Linked DNA regions of Mus musculus: all the other regions are linked to region 1. A link is a loop called in an ENCODE intact Hi-C map of the cell type or tissue named here. Cell type or tissue: heart. All regions are shown on one strand.

The links. A loop is a pair of places that touch in the nucleus more often than their neighbours do. Peaks named below come from ENCODE experiments on the same cell type or tissue, not always from the same donor. Only the 100,000 strongest peaks of a DNase experiment are listed, where the experiment ranks them.
Region 2: it touches region 1 in a loop (2.0-fold over the local background); 5 of 42 quality-filtered maps call a loop at or near these places.
Region 3: a loop joins it to region 1, with 5 times the contacts of the local background. A loop is called at or near these places in 22 of 42 quality-filtered maps.

Annotation. Positions count from the first base shown.
Region 1 is chr5:140,615,185-140,623,184 of GRCm38, forward strand. Lfng (LFNG O-fucosylpeptide 3-beta-N-acetylglucosaminyltransferase) reads left to right here. Exons shown (of 8, transcript NM_008494.3): 8 at 1-361. It overlaps Ttyh3 (tweety family member 3), which reads right to left. Exons shown (of 14, transcript NM_175274.5): 14 at 5,393-8,000. Among named protein-coding and RNA genes, the nearest start is that of Lfng, 12 kb to the left of the region's middle. In heart, CTCF peaks have their summits at 3,491 (motif pointing right) and 4,402 (motif pointing left); DNase peaks (open chromatin) are centred at 1,717, 2,767, 4,447, 4,877 and 4 weaker places; H3K27ac peaks cover 847 bases.
Region 2 is chr5:140,416,299-140,424,298 of GRCm38, forward strand. Eif3b (eukaryotic translation initiation factor 3, subunit B) reads left to right here and starts at 3,007. Exons shown (of 19, transcript NM_133916.2): 1 at 3,007-3,528. The coding sequence starts at 3,063. In heart, a CTCF peak has its summit at 2,443; DNase peaks (open chromatin) are centred at 2,443, 2,713 and 3,023; H3K4me3 peaks cover 3,402 bases; H3K27ac peaks cover 2,651 bases.
Region 3 is chr5:140,564,382-140,572,381 of GRCm38, forward strand. It overlaps Grifin (galectin-related inter-fiber protein), which reads right to left and starts at 686. Exons shown (of 5, transcript NM_030022.1): 1 at 661-686; 2 at 285-364; 3 at 52-211. The coding sequence starts at 672. In heart, CTCF peaks have their summits at 1,720 (motif pointing right) and 4,059 (motif pointing right); DNase peaks (open chromatin) are centred at 1,300, 3,150, 4,380, 7,500 and 4 weaker places; H3K27ac peaks cover 2,511 bases; H3K27me3 peaks cover 660 bases.

The sequences.
Region 1 (8,000 bases):
GGTTGTTTTCTGGGGTGGGCTGGAGAGGGTCTTATTTTATCTTTTCTGTGGATCAGAAAAAAGTGGAAGCCAGACAGGCTTGGTCTTTGGAAAGCTGGACAATGAGTGCCTTAGTACTGTATTTATGCCTTCCAGTATCTGGAATCCTGCTCCCCCCCAACCCTCCCCAGCACCCCAAGACTTACCTCACCCCCACCACCCCCAACTCCTCACTCCCCTACCCCTGGGCTGTATTCTGTGTTCTTTTTGCAAAGACCTTAACTAGGCAAGCTAATGATGATAAGGGAAAAGCTCTCAGGGAATTGATGTGTTGTTGCTATGGTGACGTCCTTCCTCTGAATAAAGGTGCTCTTTGCAGCAACCCAAGGGGCCCTAGTCTTGCTTGGGAGTTGGGGCTAAGCCACCTGTCCATCAAGGTAACTCGAGGGGACTTTCAGATGAGGGCAGGGGAGACCCAGTCATGACATAGAGAAGAAGGCAATTGGTAAGAATTCAGCAAGTTAGCCGGGCATGGTGGCGCACGCCTTTAATCCCAGCACTCGGGAGGCAGAGGCAGGGGGATTTCTGAGTTCGAGGCCAGCCTGGTCTACAGAGTGAGTTCCAGGACAGCCAGGACTATATAGAGAAACCCTGTCTCGAAAAACCAAAAAAAAAAAAAAAAAAAAAAAAAAAAAAAAAAAAAAAAAAAAAAAGAAGAAGAATTCAACAAGTTTACGACTTGGGAGGGAAACTAGTGTTAAAATAGATGAAGTATGGCCAGCTTGGTGTAGATGTGCCTCTGATGGGTTGATACCATGTTGGGAGGTGGGAATTGGACAGGGCTGATGGCGGTAGCTGCTTGATCAGGTCATGCCCTGTGTCAACCTCACTGTGTCCAGACCTTTCTGGAGGAGGTGCAGTGGCTAGTGGGGGCTGGCCAGAGACCCATTTTCCAGACAGGAAAACTGAGGCTCAAAGCAGGCTAAATGAGGATGACCAAAGTCAGGCAGCCAGGCTGCTGAGGTGGATGACCCCCACCCCCCCTAGATCTTCGTTCCCTGTCAACTCTGCTGACACTGCCTGGCCTCTCATCTGTCATGAGATACACCTGTCATGTATCCTCTGAGGATGGGCAGTACCCAGGCTGCTCACTCGTGGGTAGAGCTGGCGAGGACTCGGATCTTTCTGAGGCTCTTCAGGGACCTTCCTCAAATCCAGCCACAGAGGCTGGCTGATCGGGGGATCCTCACCACACTCCTTCCCTGTGGTCTCCTTGTTTCCGCTCCTTTACAGAGAAGCAGGCTAGTGCTGCCCACCTGCTGCCCTTCTGTAGGTGGCTGCCTGCTCTGACCTGACCCCGGACTCACGGGGCTAGGTCCTCATTACCTGCCACCCCTGTGTCCTTTGCCTTCTTCCCCACACCATTTGATTAGAGATCTGTCCTGCACTCCACCAGACATTGCTCACAGCTGTGGGTTCAGCACCCCCAAGTGGGCTGGGCATGGCCCTTGCTGGTAACTGCTCTTGCCTTGTGGGGTGACTGGCCAGAGCCTGACCCCACCTTGGCTTTGTAGTTTGGCTTTTTAAGGCCTGAGGCAGCTGCCTGGGATTTTCAGAGTAGGGGATCCCCAGTGGTGGCCGTGGTCCTTGGCATACAGGGCCTGGTGGCGGTGGCTTGGGGCCCTACTTCTAGATGAGGAAGCTGACATTTGTAAGGGTGGAAAGGTCACGGTGGAGCAGTCTGCACACGGGCCATGAGCCTCCTTCCTGCCTGGATGAGTCAGAGGCCTGCTACCCTCTGCTCTGGTCGTCAAAAGCCCCTTGCAGCTGGCACAGAGCTGGCAGCCACAGAGGTGTGGTACAGCGGCACCAACCTCGCCGCCGGCATGGAGCTGGGGGCCCCAGCCAGGGTGAGCTTCCCATTCTGATTGGAGCCAGAGGGTGGTCCTGAGCCTGGAGGGCAGAACCTCAGCACGGAGCAGGAGGGGAACCCAGTGAGGTGGCATAGGTCTCTAACCTAGTATTATTCATGAGGCTGTTGAGGTAGGAGGATTGTGAGGGTCGTGAGATCAGAGCCAGCATGGGTTACCAAGTGAGGTCAAAAAAATCATCTAAGAAACAGAAGCCAAGTAGGGAGGGCCCAGGAAGGGTCTAGCCAGTGGCTTCAACAACTCCCAGGTAGAGCAGGCGGAAGAGTTTCTCCTGAGGAGGGAAGCAAGCTGACTGACTGACTGACTGACTGACTGACTGACTGACTGATTGATTAATTGATTTTTTTTCAAGACAGAATTTCTCTGTGTAGGCCTGCCTGGCTGTCCTGGTTGATCTGGAACTCAGATTCACCTGCCTCTGCCTCCCAAGTGCCGGGATTAAAGGCGTGCGCCACCAATGACTGGCTGCCTGGCCGCCTCAGTGAGGGTCTTAGCGAGGAGCCCTCCTCTCTGGTCAGTTACTCAGTCAGGTATCCTGTCCTGGGGCTTCCAAAAGTTTATAAAACGCCAGGTACACTGATGCCTCGTGCCTGTAAATCTCAGGGATGGGGAGGCAGAGGCAGGAGGATCGCCAAGAGTTCAAGGCCAGCCTAGGCTACCTACTGAATGATGCTCCTCCCCTCCCAGCTCTCAATAAAAGTAACACTGCACACCACGCAAGCTCTAGGGTGTCAGGGAGGGTGCAGAAGCAGGAAGGCACCCAGCTTCCTCTCTCGAGATGAGCTGGGTCTGGGAGAGGGTGGCAGGGTAGGGTTGAAGCTTTCAACTTCCCTCTCTGAACTTCCCTCCCCTCTGGGGTCAGCAGGGCTGACTTCCTGGAAGAGGTGCCTCACTGCTGGAGCCGGAAGGCCAAAACCACAGCGTGTGAGCAGAAGTCAGCATGTGTTTGTGGGTGTTCAAGCTTGGCACAGCCCAGACAAATGCACCCCAGGGTGGGGTTTGGAGGGACCTGGTGAGGAGAAGGCTGGGAAGGGCAGTGAGCAAAGCCATTTCGTCTCTCCCTGAGGCTGGACCTCTGATGGTAGAAGTCAGAGCCCGCTGGGTGGCTTCAGCCTCTGTTCTGGGCCTCATGAGGTCTCAAGAGGAAGCAGAAGGCCCTGGGCAGACAGCAATTTGTCAGACCCATTGGCCTAGCCTGTGGCACATTCTCCTAGGGCCACCTGACCCCAGCCTTGACCTCTCCCCCACCAAAACAACAAAAAAAATTTATCTTTTCCTATTCATGCTCGGCATTTAATGTTTTTAAATTTTTTTTTTTAAGTTGGGGCTGGAGAGATGGTTCCATGATTGTTGCTCTTGCACAGCAAGGACCCAGGTTCGATTCCCAGCACCCACAGGGCTGCCCATAACTGTCTCCAATCCTAGGGGATGTAACACCATCCTCTGGCCTCTACAGACACCAAGCGTGAATGGTGTACATACAGACAAACGCCTATGCATGTAACTTATAAAAAAAGGTTAAAAATATTGGGGGTTGGCATTTGTAAACATTTTTTAAAAAGATATATAAGTACACTGTACCTGACTTCAGACACACCAGAAGAGGGCGTCAGATCTCATTACAGGTGGTTGTGAGCCACCATGTGGTTGCTGGGAGTTAAACTCAGGACCTCTGGAAGAGCAGTCAGTGCTCTTAACCTCTGAGCCATCTCTCCAACCTTGAGAAATGGTTTTTGTGTGTCATGTGCAAGTTAGGTCACTAGACTTAACAATACGTACCTTAGCCATCTGCGTCATCTCAGTGGTCTTTTGGCAATTTTTTTTTATTGGTGTATTTCCACTGTACACAGTAATTTCATTAAGATAGCTCCATTTGTCACATGCTTTGACCTATTCATCCCCTCTACCTCTGTCCCCTCTAGGATAGTCGTCTTTCTGAGATAGCCCACGTGTACTTTCATATCACACACATACACACACACACACACACACACACACACACACATCCATGAGAACCGACAATATGGCTCAGTCAGTAGAGTGCTTACTAAGCATGAACCAAGTCCTGGGTTCAAATGAGTATCACATGAACATCTTTGGATACATAGAATCCAAGGCCAGCCTGGACTCCATCGTGAAAAATAAGTAAGACTGGAGAGAGAGCTTCAGTGGTTAAGAGCACTGGCTGTTCTTCCTGAGGATCTGAGGTTCGAATCCCAGTGGCTTAGAACTGGCCCGATGCCCTCTTCTGGCCTCTGCCGGTATTGCATGCATGTGATGCAAAGACATACATGCAGGCAAAACACTCATACACATAAAATATTAAAATAAGTAAAATAAGAGGGGGGGAATGTATTAAAACTAACCAGCCTTGCTTTCTGTGCAATTACATATGTAAATCCATGGAAGGGACCCTAGGACCAAGAGGCACCCCATATTGAAGGTTGCTTAGGTATTGTCAAGAGTTTAGAGGTCCCATCAAGGCATCATCCACTTCCACCACAACCCACCATGGTCCTTGGCTGCCGCCTGGTGGCCACAGTTGATAACTTCCCACCCTGGGACTCCCAGTGTGAGTGCCAGCTTTCCAGAGACCCTCCCCCAGATCTAGGGCTACAACCAGGAAGAACTGCAGGCCTTTGCTTTGGCGTAAGTTCCATGTGATACTAAATATATTCCCTTCTGATTTATTGGTCTTTCTCCCTTAGTAGTGCTGAAAATAGAGCCATGGGTCTCGCATATGTTAGGTGAATGCTCAAAGTCCTGAATACATCCCTGGCCTTCTAATGTCTGATTTATGCAATAAGGGAGTCAAGTAGAAGGCTCATGTGCTGTCTCGGGCTGCCTATCAGTGTGGCTCAAGCCGCAGGTGCCAGCACAAGCATTCTCAGCAGAACTACCATCCACTTTCCTCCTCAACATAAACCTCTGGGCATTGTGGATTCAGACTGGCAAGTACTCTCCTGATGGGGGGACCAGTGCCTCCTGCTGGACCCTCGCCTCCCTTGAACCTTGTTTCAGCTTTCACATACAGCTCCCTCACTGGGGGCCTCTAGGTAGGACCACTGAGCCACACTCTAGCCCATCACTGGGGGATTCTAGGCAGGGGCTCTCCCACTTAGCCACGCCTCCAGAGCCTCCCTGGGGAATTCTAGGCAGGGCTCTACCACTCAGGGGCTCTACCACTGAGCCACAGCCCCAGCCCCTCCCTGGAGCCATGCTTTAGTACAGAGCTTTCTGATTGGTCCTTGGCTTCTATACGTCCTTCATCCCTTCCTGACTCAGCAGCTAGAGCAATTCAGTCGAAATGAATACTAGATAGTGTCACTCTACGGCTCCTTCCCAGCCAATTGCTCCCACAGACCTCATTCAGCAACCCTGTGTCCCTAGCCTGAGCTACTCTGTGTACAGTGTTCATGATGAGAATGAGAGAGAGAGAGAGAGAGAGAGAGAGAGAGAGAGAGAGAGAGAGAGAGAGAGAGCTGTTTCTTAAAATTGTTTATTTTAAAACATGAAACCCAAGCTGAATAGAGACCACAGAAATTACATGGACAAGAACTTTAGTTATTTGCCAAGAAAAATAAAGTTCCCCACAGAAATAAAAATCAAACCCCAAACCCAGTTTAAAAAATGAAAGCACAGCAACAGTAACACACAGCCATGGCCCTACAGAGGCTGGAGGGGAACTTGGGGCTGGCTCGATTCAGATGACATAGTCCACTGGGGGCAGATGCAGGCAGAGGGACCGTAACTGGGAGGCAATCTCACAAAATCACATATGGGAGGAAGGGTGCGGCACACCACCGCTGTGATGAAAAACAAAGAGACCCTGGTCACCTGTGGCCCACCAGCTAGCCACCTTCTGGGCCGGACAGAGCTGGGACCGGGTAGGGCAAGCTTTGGAGCTGGGGTCAAGAATTGCATAGTGATATGGGGGGGGGGGGGGGCGGGGTGGGCACAGGGAGAAGGGCTTGAAGGATGCTCCAGGCCGGGATCTTCTGCTACTCACATAAACCAGAGAGTGTTGGTTGGGGTGGGGGCCTCCAGTCCTATCAGTTTTCTCAGCCAGATCCCTCCTCCTGGCTCGGCAAGGGATCGGGCTCTGGTTTGGTGGCTTAGCCCTCCTTGTTACCCACCAGAGCTGTAGGGTCCCCTTGGGTAATAGGGACTGGGGACCAATCACAGGCAGCTGGCACTGGACTGCTCACTCCCTGGGGATGTGGGGGTGGACCACTGGGATTGAGTAGGTAAGTGGCACCCCAGAAATCAGGAAAACGAAATGAAGCCAACCGCAGTGGTAGGAGCCGTCTCCTCCGCAGGGGTCAGGGCGAGAAACCCCTGCTTTCATTTCCCCTGCTTCCTTTCTTCAGCCTCGGTGAGTGAAACGTCACAGATGGGGGCACTCACGCACAGAAGGTCAGGACTCCCGAGACAGCACAAGTTCACAGCCACGTCCGGGCAGTGCCCGCCTCTCATGCTATATACATTCACCTTGTGGCCTGCTCACGGCCAGGGGGCAGCATTTGTGCTTCTGAGAGGCCCCAGGGCACACCCAGGCACCCAGGCAGGGATACCCCAAACCTCCCTCCGGACCTTAGGCCAGGAACATACCCATAGTGGGCAGGCTGGCTGCAGCTGGGCTGCTCTGGCCCTGGAGGTTCCTGGCGCCAGGCCAGTTGGAGTCAAGGCCAGGGTCCCCTGCACTGATGTTGTCGTGCTTAGGAGCTACAGATGCCCCGACTGGGACCCCTAGGCCCTCCGAGTCCTCTGCCCACTCCTTTTGGTCCCAGACACCAGCACAAAGAAAGGGATTTTGGGGAAGGAAAGCAACGTGGAGCCTCTCCCCTCTGGGGGAGCTGAAGCCCAGGGGGTTCTGGGATCCGTAGCTGCCAGGTTGCTCCAGGAGGGCCACAGGTCTGTAAACCACTGGGTCCCAGCCTTGCCCCTCCCACCACATGCTGCTCCACTGGCCCGTAGCTGCCCATCTCACAGACCAGAGCTCACACTGGCTGGCTGGGCCAGGGTAGAGGCTCCAGGTCCTGATTTGGAAGCTAATTCAGCCCAGAAGCACAGCAAACATCACACACTAAAGCCAAAAGCACCTTAGGCAAGCGGTGTTCTGGGTGTGGGGGGCTGAGGCCACATGGACTTCAGTCCCCGGACCCCAGGACATGCTCCTCCTGGGGCAGCACCTGCCTGGGGAGGGGTCTCTAGGCCCTTTGAGTAGCCTGTGGGTCTGGCCCCTCCCTGGCAGCACCCCACAAAGAAATGACCACTCTAGCCCTGGCTCCAGGCTAGACTTAGGGTCACGCTTGCTGGCTCAGGGTCAGCCAGGAGTGCCCATGGCAGCTGAGAGTGAGGTTAGTGGTTAGTCCCAGCGGGGGGTGGGGGGGGCCTTCTGAGGCTGGGGGCACATTCACAGCCGTCACAGGTCCAGCCCCCAAGGCTGGGCTCCAGAGGGCACTGCCGCTTGTCCTGGGTGAGAATGAAACCGAGAGGAAAGTGGGCAGTGTCCTGCGTCGCCTATGTCCCAGACTGCCCTGGAGATGACAAGTGTGGTCAGTGCAAAAACAAAGGGGAAGACAAAGCTGCCACTCTTCAGGAATGAATGGGAAAGAGGGTTTGGCACCAAGAAGGTGGCCAGCACTGAGAGGCCAGGGAGTGACCTGGGCTCAGCTTGGCACCTGCTGTCTGGGGAGGGCTGGCTGGGCACTGAGGGAAGAGTCATGTGGGGAGGAGGTGTAAGAAGAGCCCCACCCTAGAGGCAGCTCAGAACCAACAGGAAGAGCCAAGTAAGCCAGGTGGCTAAGGGAAGGCAGGCGCCGGACGTTGCAAAGACCAGAGAGTATGAAGGGGCCGTTCGGTGATGAGCAGGTGGGCGCCAGGCACAGGGTCCCCTGCCTGTGAATGGAGATGGGATTCTCAGGAGTGTGGCGGTAGGGCAGTACCAGGAAAGGCTCGCTGTAGCTGTGGGGAGGGGGACGCCCAGAGTGCAAGGGGCAGCATGAAGGGTCACCTGTAGAAGGAACGCAGGCAGGGTGGAAGCACCCGGCACAGAGCAGGGCTCAGGGAGCCCAAGAGGACAGAAGG
Region 2 (8,000 bases), 200 kb before region 1:
ACCTCCCACCCCCCCCTGGCCAATTTATTTATTATATATCAGATCTCATTACAGATGGTTGTGAGCAATCATGTGGTTTCTGGGATTTGAACTCAGGACCTCTGGAAGAGCAGTCAGTGTTCTTAACCGCTGAGCCATATCTCTAGCCTAAGCAGCTTGTCTTAACAAAGCAGGAACCTCAGCAGCCCAGCCGGTAATACAAGAGGACAGAGTGGAGCTCTGACAGGACAGTGGCAACTTGAATGCAGGTGAAGAGCTGCCGGGGACAGTTCTCGGGAAGCAGAGGTATGGAGGAAAAACCATAGAGACGTTACAGGCAAGGCTTTGAAGAGCTGAAGATGAAAGCCGTGGCTTGGTGACTGGAAGAGTTCCAGAGAGCTGCCAAGCTCTGAGAAGAGGTGCATCCAACCCTTTGACATCCAGACTTCACGCCTGAGAACTATGCAGTGGAGTTTAAAATAAAATTGCAAAACTATTTTTGAGTAAGTACACGAGTTTAGGCTGGGCTACACGCAAAACTATCCTTGGGCCTGGACAGGCTTGCAGGGTTATGAGTTCTGCTATTCAAGAGCTGGGACTCTTAAGCAGAGGCCTACCTGAAGCTAGAGAGTGATGCTAGACAGGCAATGGTGGTGCATGCCTTTAATCCAGAACTAGGGTAGAGGTAGGGGGATCTGAGGTCAGCCAGGTCTACAGAATGAGTACTAGGACAGCCATAGCTACACAGGGAAACTCTGTCTCAAGGAGAGACAGAGAAAGTGAGAAAGAGAATGGGAGAGCACTATCTTTGAGGAGCCATGGGTCTCAACACTCAGGGCTTGAGAGCCATAAAAGTACTTGGTGGAGGGTTACAGTGGATGCTTTGTGTGGGGCTCCTGGCAACCTAACCTAGAGAAGAAAGTCTGTTTCCCCAGCACCTACAGCCATGATAAGTCTCTGGCTTCTAGAACCCGGAGCCATAAGCCTTTCTCAAGATTTGGATCGAATCCAGACACTGGGGCTTTGGGCTCTCAAAGGTCTGGGCCTGCCAGTCCTAGAAGAGACACTAATTAAAAACTAAGTATCCTTTAGCCAGGCTGGTGCATGCCTTTAATCTTAGCACTCGGGAGGCAGAGGCAGGCGAGTTCGAGGCCAGCCTGGTCTACAAAGTGAGTTCCAGGACAGCTAGGGCTACACAGAGAAACCCTGTCTCTTAAAACAAAACAAACAAACAAAAAAAGTAAATTAATTTACTTAGTGGGTACCTAGCACATCAGCGCCCCTGGCCCCAGTCAGTTCTCTCCGTCTACAATATGAGTTTGCAGGATAGAACTCAATTGTCAGGATTAACAGCAAGAAATGATGAGTAGATCATAAATACTTCTGAGTAGATCATAAATACTCAGCCAGGGGCTGGTGAGATGGCTCAGTGGGTAAGAGCACCCGACTGCTCTTCCGAAGGTCTGAAGTTCAAATCCCAGCAACCACATGGTGGCTCACAGCCATCTGTAATGAAATCTGACCCCTCTTCTGGAGGGTCTGAAGACAGCTACAGTGTACTTACATGTAGTAAATAAATAAATAAATAAATCTTAAAAAAAAAAAAAACCTCAGCCAGCCCAGTACTAACTTATCCATCAGCCCGTGTTCACATGTTTTGTGGTTTAGTCTTTATATCGCACAGGCTGGCATGATCTTTCTGCCTCAGTCTCCCCAGTGCTGGGATTCCAAGTCTATGCTTCCTGGTCAACTAACAGGTCCTTTAAAAAAAAAAAAAAAGGAAAGTTTTGTTTGTTTTTTCTTAGGAATGATCTGGGACCAGAGAGGTGACTCAACTGTTTTTGTTGTTGTTTTGTCTTTTAAATTAGGCTCAACAGTTCAGAGCATTGCCTGCTCTTCTAGAGAGCCTGGGTTCTATTGCCAGCAACGACATGCGGTTCATAATTGTCTACTCTAAGTCCTGCGCGTGATACGATGCCTTCTTTCGGCCTCCGCTTGTACACGGTGCACAGACAGACTTGCTGGCAGAACACTGATACGCATAAAAAAAAATTCGAGTTAAGAGATGGTTGTAAACTACCATATGGGTACTGAGAGCGAAACTTGTGTTCTTAAGCTCTTAGTCCCCTCAACTAGTTCTTATTAAGATTTTCGAAACTTTGAACTGGAAGTATCAAAAATCTTGACTATCTTTTCAAGCAAACCACTCTTGGGGTCCCCCTGGTCACTCCACGAAGGTTCCGTCCCGTCCACCCCACGCTGGCCCACGTGATCGCGCTCTCCCGCGCGTGAAGACCGCAGTCACCGGCAGACAGAATCACAGTGACTTTCACGTCTGGGGCCAACGCTAAATTGCGAGCCGCTGCAGTGAGGATGGCCATTGAGATTAAAGCCGCTCATCACACGACTCTGCATTGTGCGGGCAGTCATTCTTGTGTGTGTTGGCGGCCCCTGGTTGTCGGCGAGCTCCTCGCGTAATTTTGGAACCCTTCGTTCTTTTGCCCCGTCAGTGGACCGGTCTAAAATGCAAGACCTTACGGGGGAGCGAAGCCAGTCATGTCAGTCAAGCAGTCTGTCTGATTAAAAGCAAAGCTTACAAAGAATCATGTGTGGAGCTTTCAGTTGTCTTGGCATTATTTTATGGTCACATATTTTGTCTTCATACAGTTACGCGTGTTAATCATTTGAGAATCCACTTGATGCTCCCCAGATAGTACAGTCCTTCCCCGTAGCGCCCGCTGGGAGAGGCAAAGGAACTTCTACCATCTTGGACGCAACTATTTCTTAGCTAGAATGGGGGAGCCACATATCCTTGTGAATTTATTTGCTACCTTAAAAAACCTTTTGGGCTATAAATAAACTTGCATATCTTGAAACTTATTATTTTAATTGTTTCTAGATTTTTATGCATATCTGAGTTTTCTCGGGCTGATCGTGAGGAATGAGGGCGTGGGTGTCTCCCCCGAGCCACATCTTGGTACGATCCCATCGCTGCACGCACATGGCTCCGCGCTAGCGGCGCGCGGTGACTTCTGGGAGTCGGAAGCAGGGCGGCCGAGCCGGGTGAGAAGCAGCGCGGGCCCATGCAGGACGCTGAGAACGTGGCGGTGCCCGAGGCGGCCGAGGAGCGGGCTGAGCCCGCGAGGCAGCAGCCGGCCTCCGAGTCGCCGCCGACGGACGAGGCGGCAGGGTCTGGGGGGTCCGAAGTGGGGCAGACGGAAGACGCCGAAGAAGACGCCGAGGCCGGACCGGAGCCCGAAGTGAGGGCCAAGCCGGCGGCCCAATCCGAAGAGGAAACGGCGACGAGTCCGGCCGCCTCGCCCACGCCGCAGTCGGCGGAGCGGTCCCCGTCGCAGGAGCCCTCTGCTCCCGGGAAGGCAGAGGCCGTTGGCGAGCAGGCCCGGGGGCACCCCTCGGCTGGAGCGGAGGAGGAGGGCGGGTCTGATGGGAGCGCGGCTGAGGCGGAGCCGCGGGCTCTGGAGAACGGAGAGGCAGATGAGCCCTCCTTCAGCGACCCCGAGGATTTCGTAGACGACGTGAGCGAGGAAGGTAAGGGCGATCGTGTCCCCGGCCAGGGCGCGAGGTCTCCCGGTTACAACGATCTTGTTTCCTCTACAGTGGGGGACCATTTGGGGAGTCCGTTTCTGCGGCAAGCCCTTGCACCTGGGGGTTGGTGGAGGGCAGGACGAACAGGACTATCTGGGGGCATTCCAGTTTCCTGGCCAAGGGTTTCCAGGGTTGACCAGTTGCTGTGTTCCCAATGGTTTCCGTAGTAAGGCATTGCCATCGGACCCAAGCACATTACCAACCTGCTTCCTTTTACTAGGTCGGTACCCTGGACCATTGCTTTTTCACATTGTTCGTTTGGCCGCTTACTTCATGATTTCTTCTATGGTGACTGGCTTTTTAAAGGCATTGTTTCTGTCTACCTGCACAGGAGCCAGATTCCTAAAATCTTTTTTGACAGTTGATAGCATGTGTTCCTCTGCCGTTTCAACTTCACTTGAGCCAGTTCCTTCATGTGTTGGTGTGGCTAATACCAAGGGCCAAAGGGCCTAAGAACACCACTTTTTTTTTTTTTTTTTTAAACGAGACAGGGCCTCTCTATGTAGTTCAGGCTGAAATTGAACTCTTGGTTCTTCTCAGTTTTCACGGTGCTGGTCCTACAGACATGTACTCCCAAACAATTGCTTTTGAACTACCATGAAAATTCAGCGCCCCAATATAGTTGTCAACTTAGAACTTACAATATTTCAAGAGGTCGTCATTTGATGTCACCATTGTTTGACTTAATCCTTTTGTATGTTTGTGGGGGTTGTTTTGTTTTGTTGTGAAACAGGGTCTGGCATGGTCCAGGCTGGCCAGCTCTTTATGAAGCTGAAGCTGTCTTTGATCCCCATCCTTCTGCCTCCACTTTCAGATTGCCAGGATTTGAGATGTGAGTCACCATGCCTGGCTTATTTCTTGAAAGATGGCTAAGAGTGAGAAGCCGATAAACTAATGTGAGGAATCTATAGGCTCCAGCCTTGAGGACGTTTATCTGGGTAGAGCAGGTTTCTGGGTTCCCACTCTCGCCCGACTCCAGTGCTTGCTAATGTACCTGTTTTCCCCATGTTAGAGCCTAAGCTTTGACTTTGAAGCTCCTTTTGAATCCTTGGTTCCTTTGGCTATTTTGGGTCTGGGCTGTCCCTGTCACTTCATGGTTTCAGACAGGACCTCACCATTTGGCTGGGCCAGCAGGCCACGTAGGTCCTTGTACTTTTCTAGCACTGGGAATGCGGCTCCGTGCCCCTCCAGCTTTTTTGAGTTGGGTGCTAGCCTACAGGAGTGATCTTACCTCAAGTCCTGCTGCTCGCCCAACAAGCGTCTTTTGAGCTAAACCATTTGCCCATAGGCACTACCAGCATCTTTTCCCCTTTTCAAAGGTCTGTTTTGTTTTGTTTATTTGTTTTTAATTGAAATTTTGCACAGGATCATTTTGCCCGTGTGTCTAGTGCCCATGGAGGCCATTGGATGGCTCTCTTAGAACTGGAGTTTGAATTAGAATTGGTTGTAAGTACTGGGAAGAAAATGGGTCAGTCTACTGCAAGATGAGTATTTAAAGAATATTTGAACCCGTTTAATTCACAGATTCCAGTATGTATATTATTTCCAGAATTGGGGATTATAGGAGTCAGGGGATGCTGGCTGGTGTGACTGCAAGGCCAGCCTGCCTTCAACAAGTCTGCTAGGAGCCCAGTGGGTCCCGTCCAGTGTATGCAGGGAAAGGGAGAGTAATGAGAATCTGGCCCTTAATGGTTGGAACTCTTAAGGCCATCTGGCTTTGGGCATCAGGGTGTCACAGTGTCATCAGGGTGAGAAGAGAAACAGCCTTTTGGTTTCTACCAGGAGGAGCAGTGTGGAATCCTCACATCAGTATATGCCTCCTATTCTGTTACTGATAATGAACAAGTTGTTTTCTCTAGTGTGCTGTGCATGCCAGCAGTTCAGTACTTGGAAGGTAGAGGTTTGAGGTTAGCCCTTGCTACATAGAGGGTGCAGAGCCAGCCCGAGGTACTTGGGACCCTATATCACAAGACAGATAGAAGGGGGCTGAAGAGATGGCTCAACACTTGCTGTTCTTCCAGAGCACCTGGGTTTGATTCCCAGCTCCTGCATGATGGCTCACAAGTCTCTGTAACTCAGGAGTGATCATGTGGTACACATATACACAAAAAACATTTATACATGTCACAATAAAGTGTAAAAAACCCAAGCAAATGGAAAGAAGCAGTGTGTTGCGTTCTGAGGATATTTTGCTCTGCGCTTCTCAGGAGAAGCAGATGGTTAGTTACAGGCTAGGAGCACTTTGAGCTCCTGGGAAGGAGTCTAGTCTGTATGGAAGCTGGGCTTTTCTTTATTGTGTCTTGTTAAGTTTAGATCCAGCTTAGCAGGCTGTTTAATTGTATGGTAAGCAGGCTTTTAAAGGAACCCGGAGTTTCTGTAGTGAAGGTGTGTGGCATGGCTGTGTTGAAAATCTGCCTCTTACCTCCTCACTCCTTGCCTGCTCTTGATTCTGGCATCTTTGAAATGTGTCTTAATTAAGTTTCTTTTGCTGTGACAAAAGCCACTTACGTCAGTCCATCATCCAAGGAAGTGAGGGCAGGAGCTGATGCAGAGGCCATAGAGGAGTGCTGCTAAGGCTCGCTCAGGCTGCTTTCTTATAACATCCAGGGACACTAGCCTGGGATGGCACTGCCACAGTGAATTGTGTTCTCTCATCCCAATCATCAGGCAAGAAGTTAACCCACAACCTCGCCTACAGGCGAGTCTGGTGGGGGCATTTTCTCAAGTGAGGTTTCCTTCTCCCAGGTAACTCTCGTTGTGTCAAGTTGACATAAAATTAGCCAGCACGGAATGCAATGGACTAGTGTGGTAGAACCGAGGAGCTGGCGCATGCCATGCAAGGGTTCTACCAAGCCGTACTCCCAGCCCACCAGCAGTGACCTGAAAAAAGTCATTTGGTGAGTTAGTTGGTGCTGAGCATTTGTGTCGCCGTCAGGACAGTCAGTGTTCAGGAGCTGGTTTTCTCCTTCCGCAGTGGGTTCCAGAGATTGAACTCAGGTCCTCAGGCTTGTGTGACAAGTGCTTCTACACACGGAGCCTTCCTGCTGGCCCAGAATTGCCTTTTATACTTAAACATACATTACTCATTTATTTATTTGTATCCCCCCCCCTTTTTTTTACATTTTACTTTGTATGTATTTGCCTGCATTCATGTTTATGAACTACGTGTGTGACTGGTATTTGTGGAGACCAACAGAGGGCATCAGATTCCTTGAAACTAAGAGTTACCAGTAGCTGTGAGCCAACAATTGAGCCTCAGTCCTCTGCAAGAGCAACAAGTACTCTACAATGGCTGAGCCATCTGTCCAGCTCTGTTGTTTATTTATTTTTTATTTTATATGAATGGGTGTTTTGCCTACATGGATGTCTGTGTAGCACAGGTATGCACTTGCCTTTGGAGGCTAGAAGAGGGGATTGGAGTCTGGAACTGGTTGTGAACCACCATGTGGGTGCTAGGAACTGAACTCTGGTCCCGGAAGAATAACAAGTGATCTTAGCCGCTGAACCTTCTCCCCATCCTCTCCTCCCTTCCATCTTTTCTTTTTGAGACCAGGTCTCGCCGTGATTCTCTGGCTGTTCAGGAACTCACTAGGCTGGCCTTGAACTTCTCTGCTCACCTCTGCCTTCTGAGCTGTGATTGCAGGCATTAGTCATGACGACTTGTTTTAAGCAGGATCTTCTTGTGTAGACCTGGATGGCCTGAGCCATGGCTGTCTTTCTGTCCTGGTTTCTTAGGTTCTGGGAGCGTGGGGGCGTTCTTACATTCAGCTCACATTTCTCTCTGTGTGCGTGTACACATGGGGACCAGAGGTTTGTGTCAGGTGTGTGCTGCTGCTGAGCTTCACCCCTTTTGGAACTCACTCTGGAGAACTCTGTAGACCAGGCTGGCCTCCAACTCAGAGATCTGCCTGCCTCTGCCTCCAGTGCAGGGATTAAAGGTGTGCGCCATGACCTCCCTACTCCACCTTCTCCCTTTAAAAAATGTTTTTAATGTGTATTAGGGTTTTATTTGTAAGTATATCTGTGTGAGGTTGTCAGATCTTGGAATTACACCTTGTGAGCCACCATGTGGATGCTGGGGATTGAACCCAGGTCCTCTAGAAGAGCAGTCGATGCACTTAACCACTGAGTCATCTCTCTAGCTCCTAAGATAGGGTTTCTAATTGAACCTGGAGCTCACCATTTCAGCTAGACGGGTTGCGCAGCAAGCCCCTGAGGTCCCCTTGGTTCTGTCCTCACAGCATTGGGAGGAAGGACACAGATGTGGCTTTTTGAGACAGAGTCTTTACTGTGTGGCCGTGGCTGTCCTAGAATTCGATTTGTAGACTAGGCTGGCCTTGAATTCACAGAGGTCTGCCTGCCCGAGTCCTGGGATTGGAAGCATGGGCCATGGCTTGTGGGTAGCAAGCACTTTC
Region 3 (8,000 bases), 51 kb before region 1:
GGGTCCTAGGTGTCCCACCCCACCTCTCCTTCCTCCCACAGACCCCATCACCTCAAAGGGCTCTCCCAGAGTCAGTGGGAATATGCTGGACACCTCCTCCTGCCCCCACCGTCCTCCCTGGAAAGCATTGCCCACCACCGTGGCGCTGGAGAATCGAGGTTTGACGTGGAAGGCGATGTCTCCGGCGTCTGTTAAGAAGTTGATCTCGAACCTATGGGTGGAGAGTGTGATTAGGGTCAGGAGTGTGGCTGGAGGGTCCCGACCCCAGCGAGGGAGGCTCTTACTTCTCTTCTCCAGCATCTGCATGTCCCTGGACAGTCAGGCTCCAGCCAGGGGCCAGACCCCCTGCACAGAAGGCTTCGAACTGAAGGCAAAACACAGGGGACAGAGCCCCAGAGGGCTGCAACCTCCTTCCTCCCCATCAAGTGTGCTGTTTATTCAGGGACACCGGCTCCCACCAAGCCCAAGCCTCTACTTCCATGTTGCTCTGGGTGTGGTGGTCCAACCTTACCCCCACAGCCTCTCTGCTTGGGGGCTGAGGAGAAGCTATAAACATTCCCAGCTCTATAGTGGAGTAGGTGGCCCCACCAGGCGCCCACCCCCCCACTCCACTTCCTTCTCCAGCATTTGCAACCTCCCTGGGCTGTGGATCTTACCCACCTGCAGTGTCATTGCCCTCAGCCACTGGGTGTGGGGATGAGGCAGCTGGAGATATAGCAGAGCCCGCTGGGGCGGGGCATGGGGGCCCCACCTCTAGGGGCCTTGTCTGGGTCACATGGACCTCTGTGCCCCATTTTTCCTCCCCCCTCAGGCTAACCCTGCTGGAGAGGGGGCTGGGTACATGGCTTAGTGGCAGCGCTCTTGCCCTGGGTTCATCAGTGAATACACTGGTCCTTTCAACATACTTCCCCAGGTCTACCTAGCTCTGCCACCAGCACTATTCAGGGTCTTGTGCACATCTGGGGATACATCACCCATCTTTGTAGGGAGGGTGTAACCAGGGCCCCCCCCAACTCCCATACTCCAGAGCCTCACACTGACCCCATCGGTCTCAAAGAGTGAAGAAAGTGTGTCCTCCTATAGAACCCTGGCTGACCTTATGACCTCAGTCTGACCATCCATCAACTGTCTACCATACTGGGAATGTGTCCCTGATCCAGTCCCCTTCCATCCCAGGGCTGCCCCGCTGCAGTGGCTCAGTGGCCTCAAGGGGATGAATGGGGATTAGGCCTGGCTCTGCTCAGCACATTCCAGTGTCCAGTCTACAGATGGGGAGGGCCTTTCCCACACCCCCACGCCTCTCCTGGCCGGCTGCCTCTTGGGCTGAGCCAATGAGAAGGATCCACTGGGGCCCTCGAGGCCACCTCAAGGATGGAGGAGAGAAGCCCAAGTCTGTGGGGGCGGTTATGGGGGCCTCTGGGACTCTCTGAAGGGGGAAGTTGGGTCACAGTGTAGCTGTGGTGGGGGCCCAGAGCCTTGGGGGTAAAGCCTGCAGATGAGTGTGTAACAAGCACGTGTCTCCTTTTCTCCTGTCCCCGTGGGTCCCCTCTGCCACCGTTCTTCTCTCCAGGCCCTGGCAGGGCTGAGCCTCTGGCCTGCTTTGCCTCTTCCCAGATACCGCTGCACGGATGGACACAGTCTGGCAGGGAGCTATGGGTACCAAGGTCAAGCAGGACACAGAGATGGCTCACTAGCATGGCAGGGTTGGCTGAGCCTGCAGGGGGCAGCCCAGAGCAACAGAGATTCCCTGGGGTGAGCCTGCTGGACCTGCCTGGCTGGGTGCAGAGTCTGCAGACCCCACATGCTCACCTTCCTGGAGGGCCATGGGGAAGAAGTACCATCAGTAAGTGCTTGCTGCGCAAGTAGGGGGATCTGAGTTTGATGCCCAGCACTTGTGCAAGGCACAGAACACAGTGGTCTGTGCTGGGGTCTCCAGCCAGCCAGTCAGGAGACCCTGGCAAGTCCCAGGTCCCTGTGACAGTCTCTCAAAACCACACACACTAAAGCCCTGGGCCGCAGGGCCCACTAGGAGACTGCAGGCCGGCTTCATGGCTTTCCCCTTCTCCTTTCCCCTATGTAGGGATGCTGCTGGGACGAGATGTCCATCTTCAAATTCTCTGGATGTGCAATACAGTGCTGGTTGGTACCAGAACTCAGGGCTGGGGTCAAAGCCCACAAGTCAGGAGTGTGGACAGGTTCTAACCCCCTGGCTACCTTGAGCCAGTGGCCTTCTGTGCTTCACAGCCACGTGCTGGAGTTGCTAATGCTGACCTCTGTCACCTCCTCCCCTTAGTGCTCCCCCCCCCCCACACACACACACCCAGTGCCTGTCTCCTTGATGAAGGAAGGTAAACAAGACAGATGTGGCTGAGCAGGGGAACTGGGTCAGCCCACTCCACCTCCATCTTTCCTAGGATGAGAGGAACATCGACGTGGGCACCTTGTTCTCCGGCTCTTGCAGCCTGGAGGCCATAGCTTGGAATTGGGAGCCTGGGGATGGGGGCGGGGGAGCCCCATACCTGTTGAGACATGAGGCCCAGATTTTGCTGCCAGGGACAGAGAGGTCAAAGATGCCTGCTTCCAACGGTCTCCATCCCCTGTGAGCCTCAACCTCCCCCTTCCGGCTTATGAGGTCTGTGTGGTAGGAAAGCTGGCGGCTGCCCACCACCCAGCTCAGTCTCTACAGCTGGGAAGTGTTGGAACCCCAGGCCATTCTGATGGAGGCTGGACGTGCTCCCACAACTGGACTCTGCCCCATGGTGTCACACAGACCTGTGCTTGCATCCCTCTGAGTGGCTGGGACTTGTGTCTGGTAGGGTTGGAGCAGGAGGCTGTGACAACTCCCAATGACCCAGGCAGCTACAGCCCCGGGGACAGAATGGGCCAAGGAGAGACCCGAGATGCACTTTGCCCCCACACCAATGTCAGGGAACCCAGCTCCTTCCTTGGCTGCCTCTGCCCTGGCCTGGTTGGATTTTGTGAGATTCGATGGTGTGGCGGGCAGTAGTCCTCTATGCCGTGCTGTCTGGTGGGCCTGCTGCCAGGTGAGGTGGTTCAGGGCTGAGACTAACAGACCTGCCATTTAGGCAGCACCCGCACCTCCTACCTCCACCCGGATGTGCGGTTTTGCCTGGAGCTGTTGACTTTGAAGGTTCTTAAGCAGGAGCTGGTCTCCACCCAGCTTAGGGGAGGAGCTACACCAGGATGGGGGGCGGGGCGCGGTGTAGGCGGACATCTTGGCCAGACCCTGGCCAGTGCTGAGTGCCAACTCTCCTCCCCCTCTCCTCTTCCCTGGCTCCTCCACTTCTCTTCTTCCTCCCCACGTCATCCTTTTCCCTCATCCATTTTCCCCTGTTCATGTGTTTCTAAGAATGTCCTTACTTAGCCCAGGCTTGCCTCCGACTTTCAAGTTTTATCCCAGCCTCCTCAGTGCTGAGATTATAGACCTGTGCCACTACACCCAGGCTGCTTTTAAGAAGTGGTCACTTCGCGTAGCCCAGGCTTGCTCCCTGTCAGATACCTACTGGCCAGTTTACAGGCATCTCTAAAGCTGACAGCCTTTGGGATTGGTTCTGAGATCCATATTCTGGAAAAGGATGTAGGAGCACAGACACACAGCTAGACCATCACAGAGCCAAGGTTTGAAGCCAGCAGTATGCCTGCCCGAGTCCCCACCCTAAACACATCCCTTGGAAGCATGGGATGGAGGTCCATCTGGGTTGGCTTTCAGGAGGAGGAGGCACTACGGGTGGCTGTTGTAGAATGAACAGGAGTTAGGTTATGGGAAGGTACCCAAACCAACAACAATCTGGGTGTGGTGGCACAGAACTATAATCCCAGCACTGAGGCAGGAGGATTGAAAGTTGGAGGCTCCCGGTCATGATGAAGGGGAATCATCTTTTCTCGGCTACATCTGTCAGTTTCTGAGCCAAACTCCTCAGTCAGTGTTTCCCAGTAACCCATTAATTTTGCAACCATCAAGAGTGTTCATATTTGTTCACAACCCTGTTGGACAAGAACCTTCCCTTTCCCTTTTGGGCTGTTTCCCTGATGGTGCATTGCTGTGAGCAACCTCCAGGGGGCAGTAAGGAGCCAAGTCAAAGAAAAAATGCCCGGATAAATGTGGCACATTGTAACAGAGGATAGTGCTGGAGGGTGTGGGGGCGGGTGTTGAAGGGATTCCCTCCCAACCATCCAAACTGACTCAATGCCAATAGGAAAGGAGCCAATGTGAAGCCACCTTTGAGGTATGGCCCACAGAGGGTTGTCTGGAACAGAAACACAATTTGAGGAGGCCACTGAGGCAGACAGGGTTAGGGCCAGCTGTGCAGGCAAGAACATGCCTGCCTACTCACATCTGACCTTGACGGAGCCAGATATTTTCTCCAGATGCATGCTGGGCTCCAGGGACACTGCCGAAGCGCCAGCGCTATAAACAGACCCGGGGACTGGATTGGAGGAAGGAAGAGCTGTAAATACAACCAGACAATAAAGTGTCTGGAGGATCCCCTTCACGCTGTGCTGAAGGTGTAGGTGCGGAAATTCTGAGCCCCAGAACCAGGGAGGGGACACGGCTCACCAGACAGGAGCATTATTTTATTAACTAATTTATTTATTTATTTTTGGTTTTGGTTTTTCGAGACAGGGTTTCTCTGTGTAGCCCTGGCTGTCCTGAAACTCACTCTGTAGACCAGGCTGGCCTTGAACTCAGAAATCCTCCTGCCTCTACCTCCCAAGTGCTGGGATTAAAGGCGTGCGCCACCACTGCCCGGCTATTTTAAAGATGTGTGTGTGTGTGTGCGCGCGCGCGCGCGCGCGCGCGAAAATGCTTAGGTAAGCCAGAAGAGGAATCAGGTATCCTGCTCTGTCTCTCTCTGCCTTATCCTTTGAGACAGGATCTCTAACTGAGCCTGAAGCTAAGATGCTAACCTCAAGCCCCAGTGGCATTCCTGTCTCTACCCCACCCCCAGCTCCTGAGTGACAGGTGGGCACAGCCAAGCCCTGCTTTTTTTTTTTTTTTTTTTTTTTTCAGTAATGGAGATTCACGCTTTTGAGAGGCACATGTGCACTACCTCACTCAGCCTTGCAGGGGCATTTATAGACCACCAGTGCATTCATGCACAGTAGACCCTGGGAAGGCTGTGTTCATGTAGTTTGTCTTGTAGACAGAGAGACTGACAGAATGCGCCCACTGAACTTCTGGAATATTCCATGGAGATATGAGTCTATAACACAGACTAGATTCCCAAATCAGGACAAAAGGCATGCTAATAATCCCTTCCTTTCTTCCTTCAAAGACGGAGTCTTACGTAGCCCAGGCTGCCCTCAAACTCACTGCGTAGCCAAGGATACTCTTGCTCTCTTGATCCCCATTCCTCCACCTCCAGAGTGTGAAATTACAGGTGTATACCACTGTACCTGGTTTATGGGGTACTGGGGATGGTGCCCAGGACTTCATGCATGCTAGACAAGTGTTTCCTCCCCTATGCTACATGGCCAGCCCTCTCCTCCCTTTCTGAGACATGGTTGGTCTCATTCTTTAGTCCAAGGTAGCCTTGAGCTCCCTGAGACATGGGTGCCTCAGCCTCTCAAGTGCTGAGCCTACAATCCTGCATCACTTTGCCTATTTATTATTATATAGGACCTGAAAATCTGAAGTCCAAGGGCAGCCTCAGCTATATGAAACCTTGTGTAAAAAAATATTTAAATTAAAAAAAAAAAGTGTTAGCCGGGCATGGTGGCACACACCTTTAATCCCAGCACTTGGGAGGCAGAGGCAGGCAGATTTCTGAGTTTGAGGCCAGCCTGGTCTACAAAGTGAGTTCCAGGACAGCCAGGGCTACACAGAGAAACCGTGTCTCGAAAAACTAAAAAAAAAAAAAAGTGTTACATGTTTTCTTTCAAATATGGAAACCTCAAAAAACATAAAGACCAAAAAGCATAAAGATGGGGGGGTGCATTAGGGATGGTGGGGGCTGGGGTGGGGACAGGAAGTGGGTAGGAAAGGGGGTAGGTGAGATCGACCCATGACATATACATGAGCCGCAATGACCCAGCAACGCCCACTGATTTCTGCACTTACTATCTGCTGGTAATTATCCCTGCCATGATTTTCATATTGATTCCATGTTTAAACAGTAAGTTTTGACACGCTGAGTTAGGTGAAGCATATAATTAAGTTTTACCCTGAGCACTTAGAAAATGTCAGAGTAGAGAGCTGCGGAGATGGCTCAGCAGTTTAGAGCACCAGGCGCCTTTTCCGGAGGAGCCCGATGCAATTCCCAGCACCCACGTGGCACCTCCCACCATCTGTGACTGCAGTTCCAGGGGATCTGACGCCCTCTTCTGTTCACTGCAGGGACCAGTCATGTATGTGGTGCACAGGCAAAACACTTATGCACTCAAAATAAAATTAAAAAGTGTGTGTGTGTGTGTCCACGTGTGTGTGGTATATGCATGTGTGTGTGCCCATATACATATGATATGTTGCCAATATCAGCTGTCTTTTTTTTTGTCACTCTCTACCTTACTAGTGCTTCTGCTTGCTTTTGTCTTGTATTTGAGGCAGGGTCTCTTACAGAACCTGGAGCTCGCCAATCTGGCTAGAATGGTTAGCGGGCAAGCTCCACCAACCTGTCAGCACCCACCCCCCAGCTCTGGGGTTATAGGCATGCCACACTGAGATTCTATATAATCACTAGGGAATTGAACCCAGGTCCTCAGGTTTGCACAGCAAGCCCTTCACCCACAGAGCCGTCTTCCCAGCACCCCACCGGTCTTTATTAATATTCTTTTCAAGACAGAGTTTCTCTGAGTAGCCCTGGCTGTCCTAGAACTCACTCTGAGACTGGACTGGCCTCAAACTCCACCTGCCTCTGCCTTCAAGTGCTGGGATTAAAGGCATGGCCACCATAGCCTGGCTCTTTTTATTTTTTTAAAGATAAGCAATAGAAAAATCTCTGTGACAGTTGAGATAGTTCACATCTGTAGTCTCAGCAGGCAGGAGACGGAGGCAGGAGGGACTGTGAGTTCCATGGCTCCCTAGGGTACGGTCATATTTTGTCAAAAAAAGGGGGGGGTTGGGGCTGCGGCTTTGTTGGTAGACTGCTTGCCCAGCATGCACGAAAATGCATAAACTGGACATGATTGGTGGTCACCCATCATCTCTGCACCAGACAGATAGAAGAAGAAAATTTGAAATTCAAGATCATCCTTGGCTACATAGCAAATTGGAGGCTACTCTAAGATGTGTAAGATCCCGTCTCAAAAATAAAATATAACAAAGAGATAAAGAGAGAGACATTTTATATTGTCCCTGTGGTTGGGAATGAGCCCTTCCCGGGAATCCTTAGGGACAGGCTGTGGCCACTGCCTAAGCCTCTGTCACCAGGAAGTCTGTGCTGCGTCCCTGAACCACACTCCCATCAGCCTCAGGCAGCACAGGCCGCCTGCCCCGGCAGAGCCGACTGGCTTCCAATGTGTTCCATCCCTGCCAAGGCGCTTGGGAAAGACCCAGGGGAGCCACCAGCTCCTAAAATAACCTCACACCAGTTCCAGGACATCTGTGGGATGGGGAGGAGTTGTGAGCCCCAAGGAACACTGAAGAGACGGGTAGGGCTGGAAATGGGGACCGGCGGGCCGAGCAGAGACAAAGAGGAGGCAACAGAGAAAAGTAGACATGGCAGGGCCTGATGTCAGTAGCCAGTCATCCCAACGTAATGGGAGGCTGAAGCAGGAGGATCGTGAGTTCAATACCAGCCCGGGAAACGTATGGTGAGACTCTGTAAACAGAGTAAACAGAAGGCTGAGGATGAAGCACTGTGCCTTTGTGGTGCGCATGCGCCCTTAGGATCACTCCTAGGAATGGGGGTGAGGGAGGGTACAGGGTAGGGGTGGGGAAGTAGCAGAGAGATACTAACAAAGATAGGTAGAAACTCCTTTTTTTTTTTTTTTATAAAAGATTTATTTATTTATCTTATGAATATGAGTACACCACCGCT